2 separate regions of the Homo sapiens genome follow, and region 1 is linked to region 2. Evidence: chromatin contacts called from ENCODE Hi-C or POLR2A ChIA-PET data. All regions are on one chromosome and are shown on one strand. The core of a region is the stretch at or near the end of the contact, and the rest is flanking DNA. Distances in the headings are between cores, read along the strand shown.

The links. A loop is a pair of places that touch in the nucleus more often than their neighbours do. ChIA-PET counts read pairs that join two places held with the same protein, here RNA polymerase II (POLR2A). Pooled maps may share reads with other maps.
Region 1: a loop to region 2 is called in a pooled map, with 5 times the contacts of the local background. The contact joins the enhancer-like site here to the promoter of WDR38 in region 2. A Hi-C loop is called at or near these places in 2 of 50 pooled maps. POLR2A ChIA-PET finds 5 or more read pairs at or near these places in 2 of 52 experiments (K562 and WTC11).

What each region holds. Positions count from the first base shown.
Region 1 is chr9:126,488,348-126,491,047 of GRCh38, reverse strand. The region is part of intron 9 of MVB12B (multivesicular body subunit 12B); the gene reads right to left. Among named protein-coding and RNA genes, the nearest start is that of NRON, 79 kb to the right of the region's middle. Within about 2 kb of position 1,412, at least 3 of the 41 ENCODE cell types and tissues checked have a DNase peak (open chromatin) inside an H3K27ac peak, as active enhancers do.
Region 2 is chr9:124,852,182-124,854,881 of GRCh38, reverse strand. WDR38 (WD repeat domain 38) reads right to left here and starts at 1,422. Exons shown (of 9, transcript NM_001045476.3): 1 at 1,282-1,422; 2 at 557-677. The coding sequence starts at 1,350. RefSeq lists a silencer at 1,321-1,370.

The DNA of each region.
Region 1 (2,700 bases), core at 163-2,662, 1.6 Mb before region 2:
AACTGTTTACTAATTAACACTTAAAAAGACACAAATTAGATATGCGTGGCTAAGAGCAATTATAATCAAGACGGATTTCTCTAGTCATTTGGGAACTGAAAAAAATGCCTAATTGCTGGAACCAGTGTTTTAAAAACTGAAATCACGCCAGTTAGCAAATATGTTCATTTAAAGAACATTCCACGTGACTACACTCTTGAGGACTGACTACAAACATGAGAACAAGGAAAATATTTAGGTATAAAATTAAAACTGTAAGCTCCCTTAGATTTATAACTTCTTCATTAAATATGTCTGCAAACAGCAGCCCATAAAAACCTGTGGCAATTAAGTGGTTAAATGAACTGCCTCCCTTGTCAATTTTAAGCGGGTGATTAATATTAGAGCATCCCTTTACTAATTAGACCCTCCCTCATCTTTCGGCTTTAAAGTCGAATGAAAATGGAGGCTGTTGCTCCGCCAGGAGTGCGGCAGGCTAATGTGTGCTTCCTCCGCCGCGGTTTTGATGGTGGCACTCCTGGAAGGGAACGGGGAGCACTGTGGTTTCTGCTGAGGTTGGCAGCTGATAGAAACGGCTCCGCATGGGGCTGGAAGTCGCTCCGGACTTCTCCACTGCCCGGTGCCCTGTCATTACAGGAATGGTTCACTCCTGTTCTCACAAGGCTTGCGGGTAGTTAAGCACACAGCATGAAACCTACACCCAAGGCTGCTGCCTCCTGACCGGGATGGTGAGGTCTTCCACGGATGCCAGGGCGGGACCGTGGGTGGGGAGGGAGGATACACAGGTAATCAAGACATGAGGATTATTTTAGAAGCTCCCGCCTGGACTGCAGAGCCAGGCAGCTCCCACCCTGGTTGCGATGGGGAATCCATCAGCTAGAGAAATGGGGCAACTGCTTACCAGGGAAATAAAGAGCGGCAGAGACAGAGAATATTTATACACCCATCTCCTCACGCCCAGAGAAGATGCTTCATCATGGGCGCTGGCTGCGAAATTACACTTTCCAGGCTCTGGGACACAGACAGCCTTTTGTCTGGAGAACCGTAAGGGCTTCACTGGGACAACAGCCCCACCGGGTCACCCACTGCCCTCCTGCAGAGCCAAACTGGAGGGGAGGGGACAAGGCACGGACAGGTGGGGCCGGGACAAGAAAACTGCCCACGGTGGCCACGAGGCTGCCACTGACCAGCCCCTGGTCACCTCCCTGGCTGAGGGACGATGAGGTAAAAATTCACTTCCTCATGCCTGGGACTCATGTATGCGGGCCCTGGGAGGACAGCAAAGCCCCTGCTCTGGGTGCGAGGTGACGGAGGTGGCAGGAGCACATGGCTGCTGGAAGATGGCCAGGCAGAAGGCCACTGCTCTGTCATGGGGAGCCAGCAGGGTGACGGCGTTTGAGTTGGAATTTCTCTATGAATCACGGCTTCCTTCACTTTCAGCCACCCGCGCCATCATGGAGCATGTCTGAATCGTGAGAGGTTTTCTGTCTTTCCACAGATCCTTTCCTTCAAAATTTGCTCAATGGCGCATCCACTGATTCTAACTTTAAAACATGACCGTCCTTGGGCATTTTTCATGAAATTTCACCCAAGTGCATCAGGTACCACGACTCTTGGGGAGACCCTGGTGAAGAGCAGGGCAGCTACATCTAACCACGCTCCACCAGCTGCCAGGTGCCCTGACTGCCGCGCTGTGTGGCACGCTGGGCTGGGATGAGCAGGCCTGTGTTCCACTTTGGGGTGAGGGGGCCTGGGAACATGCCCCAGGGCCAAGCCTATACAGCAAATTTGTCCCCTACCCCAGGCATCCACACTGGGAGGCTGTGTCCTGTCCACTGCCTACACAGCCCATGAGGGTCCCTGCAGACACCGGCATCTGAATGGGCTCATTCCCCTTCCAGTTCTCCAGGGCAGCCTGGCTGTCCGGGCCCAGGAGCGCATGCTCCCTGGGGCTCCTCAGGATGCTGGGGGCTGAGGGACACCCACCCACAACCAAGTGACACCCTGTTTGTCAATCAGTGCTGGGCAGCTCCTAGGCCAGGCCATCTGTGTCCTTGTGGGGGTGGAGGCAGCTCTGCTTGGCTAGCTCTGGGGAGCTCCCTGTGGCTGCCCATGTCCCTAACCTCCATGCTCAGAATACACAGGGTCACACGGTTTGTTGGAGGGTGACCGTCCCTGAAGCCGAATGGTGGCAACTGTGCTTCGGCTTCGATTCAGAAACATCCCTCAGGCAGGGCATGGTGAGGACAGTTAACGCTGGCAGGAGGGACACTGGCTGCAGTTCTGGAAGGACAGGACAGTGCTGCCTCAGGGCTCACACTTCTATTTCCCTTCAAGTTGGGACCACTCTTCAGTAGATGAAGACGGTCATGTATTCAGCCAGGGTCACACTCAGACCCCTGTTCAGCTCTGGGTTGCTGCTGTGGGAATCTGGCCAGTCACTTAACTTCTTGAGTCCAGACTTCCGTAAATGGGTGGACCCCCCTTCCTCCCACGTGGTGCAGAGGGATCCTGAAGGGAAGCACCTGCCCAGCACAGAGCAGCCTCCCCCTGGATGCCAGGCTCTCCACCCTGTCTGGGAATCGTGGGCGAGCCTGGGGAGATGTTCTGGACGAGCGGGAGGCACGGTCAAAGGTCTATGCCCCTGAACCTGAAAGCAGTCTCCCACTTGTATTTACTCTATTTTTTTTTTTTTTTTTT
Region 2 (2,700 bases), core at 173-2,672:
TTAAAAATGGACACAACAAAGCCGGTGCAGTGGCTCACGCCTTTAATCCCAGCACTTTGGGAGGCCGAGGTGGGTGGATCACGAGGTCAGGAGTTCAAGACCAGCCTGGCCAAGATGGTGAAACCCCGTCTCTACTAAAGATACAAAAAAATTAGCTGGGTGTGGTAGCAGGTGTCTATAATTCCAGCTACTCGAGAGGCTGAGGCAGAGAATTGCTTGAACCCAGGAGGCGGGGGTTGCAGTGAGCCGAGGTTGTCCAGCCTGGGTGACAGAGAGCGACTCTGTCACACACAAAAAAGGATGCAACAGTAAGTATTACTGTGTTACATTACAGTTGTTTTTGTATGTATGTGTGTGTGTGTGTGTGTTTTTAAAGAAGGCTGAGTCCAGGCCTGTTAGAGTCTAAGCCCCAGCACCCAGATATCTCGTCCCATCTCCCAACCTGCCCAGCCCTGCCTTGCACCCGTGCCCAGCTCATCGGAGGTCACTGCAGTCAGCTCTGCAGCATGCCAGACCCTTGTGCCTCGGTCTTCCCGGCCAGGTGTGGGAGCCCCACCTGTGTGGCCACCCAGCCTCCACAGCAGCTGCCCACTCCGGGTCTCCCAGCCATACACGCAGCCATCTTCTGAGCCTGTGAGCAGCATCTGGCCATCAGGGGAGAAGGCAGAAGAGTTGACCTAGAAACAGCACAAAAGCGGTCCCATTCTGGGGAAGAAACCCCTGTCCGCTCATCTCTGACCCCTAAACACTGCCCCCCAAGAGCCTGGGGTTGGAGCTTGACTTCAAGCCTCACTCCACCACCAGAGCCCAGAACCCGGGACCCACTGGGCCCTCTCTCGAGTCCCGTAAAGCCAGAGCCTGCAGTTGGAGGCAAGAGCCTTCTCTGGAACCAGAGCCTGGAACCCCAGAGCTAAGAGCCCATTCCAGAGCCGCAGCTGACAACGGAGAGTCCAGAATCTACTCTAAGTTCTGAGTTCACTTTAGAGCCAGGGCCCCAGAAAACACCAGAGTCAGCAGGGAGCTTTGTGCCCCTCTCGAGGCAGAGCCCAGAGCCCGGGGCTCTTTTTACAGGCAGAGCTTAGAACCTAGAGCTGCTCTGGAGCTGGGGCCCGGCACTGGAGCTGAGAACCTACTTCGATCCTTCTTGGGTTAGCAAAGTCTACTCTGGACTCAATGTCCTGAGCCACTGCCCAGAGAACATTCTGGAACCCCCACTACACAGAACCAGGAACCACTCTGCATCCAAAGCCGGGAGTCTGGGCAGAGCCCGCTGGACCTCACCTCCCCGCCGTGCTGGCCGAAGAATTTCACTCTCCGCACGGCCAGCGTGGCCGGGACCCCGCTGTTCATGGGCACCCGGCCCCGCCCCGCCCCGGCGGGCTCCCTCCTAGGCGGCCGCGGGACCCCAGGACTGGGCAGAGGAAAGAGGAAACTGTGTACAGGCGGTCTCCATGGTAATCGGGGCGGGGCGTGCGGCCATGGTGGGGTCCCTGCGAAGCCACGAGGACTGACAGGCAGGCCAGACCGCTTGCAGTTCGGCGGAGGTGGAGCCGCAGCAGGCGGGACCGCGGCGGGCTGGGAGAAGGGACTTCCCGCGCCAGCGGCTGCGCGTCCACTCTAGGGCAGCTCTCGCGCGGGGCAACACGGCAGGCAGAGCGGCCACTAGAGGGCGCGCCAGCCACACGCACCGCGCGGCCCAGAGCCCGGCCCCGCGCCCTGCGGACTGCGAACTGCAAGGGGTCCCTGCACCTCTTTGATACAGGGGAGCAACGAGCCTGTCTCCCCATCTGCACAACCGGGAGCATCAGCCCTGCCCCACAGGACTCCAGGGGTGAGCCAAGCACAGGGCCTGGCACACGGTAGATGCCCAAGAGGGCCCCCTCAGGAGCCAATACCCCTTCCGTCCAGGAGTGGCCAGTACTGAGGTTAAGGATGTCCCAGGAGAGCGCTGGGGACAGTAGCCAGCTCTGTCCTCCAGGGCGTGGAAGCCAGAGGTAGTGTGTGTAAAGTACATGGCATTAAAAGTGGGGTCACGTTGCTGTTAACATTCCTGGCAGCACAAAATGTGCCATCTGAGGATGGGGTGGAGGCTGGGGCTGGGGGGCAGTTGCCCAGGAGCTGCCAGGATCCTTACCGGATAGCGCAATCTGAAGCTTGGAACGAGCAGGACTTGGTTTCATTGTTAATTTACAGGTGAAGAAACTCACCCGGAGAGCTGGGAGGACTTGCTCAGAGCCACTCAGCCAGTAGGAGTGGAACTGGGATTTCAGCCCATGGCTGTCTGACTCTGGGTGTCTGTACTGGGACCACCTGCCATGAACTCCAGGGACCTCTCAGCAGATGTTGAGGTCCGCAACTCCTGGTACATCTGGGAAACTGAGGTCCGAAGGGGGCAGGACTTGGCCCAGCCATCTAGCCGGTGCTTCCATGGCAGAGCTGGGGCAGGACCCAGTCTCCCCACTCCCACAGCAGGACAGGGAGGGAACAGAGGACCCCCCACCTGCCCCGCCCATGGATTCTAGGCTCCCTGGGGGCAGGGGTGGAGCAGCTGGGCTTTGGGAGCTTCAAACTCAAGAGTTCCCAGCGGCGACTCACACCCTCCCCCCCTAAACCTCTTTGCCAGAAACTTCTCAGGAGATCCGCTGTGCTCCTGCTATTTTAAGTCCCAGACAGTCAGGCGGGTGAGGGAGCGACAATGAC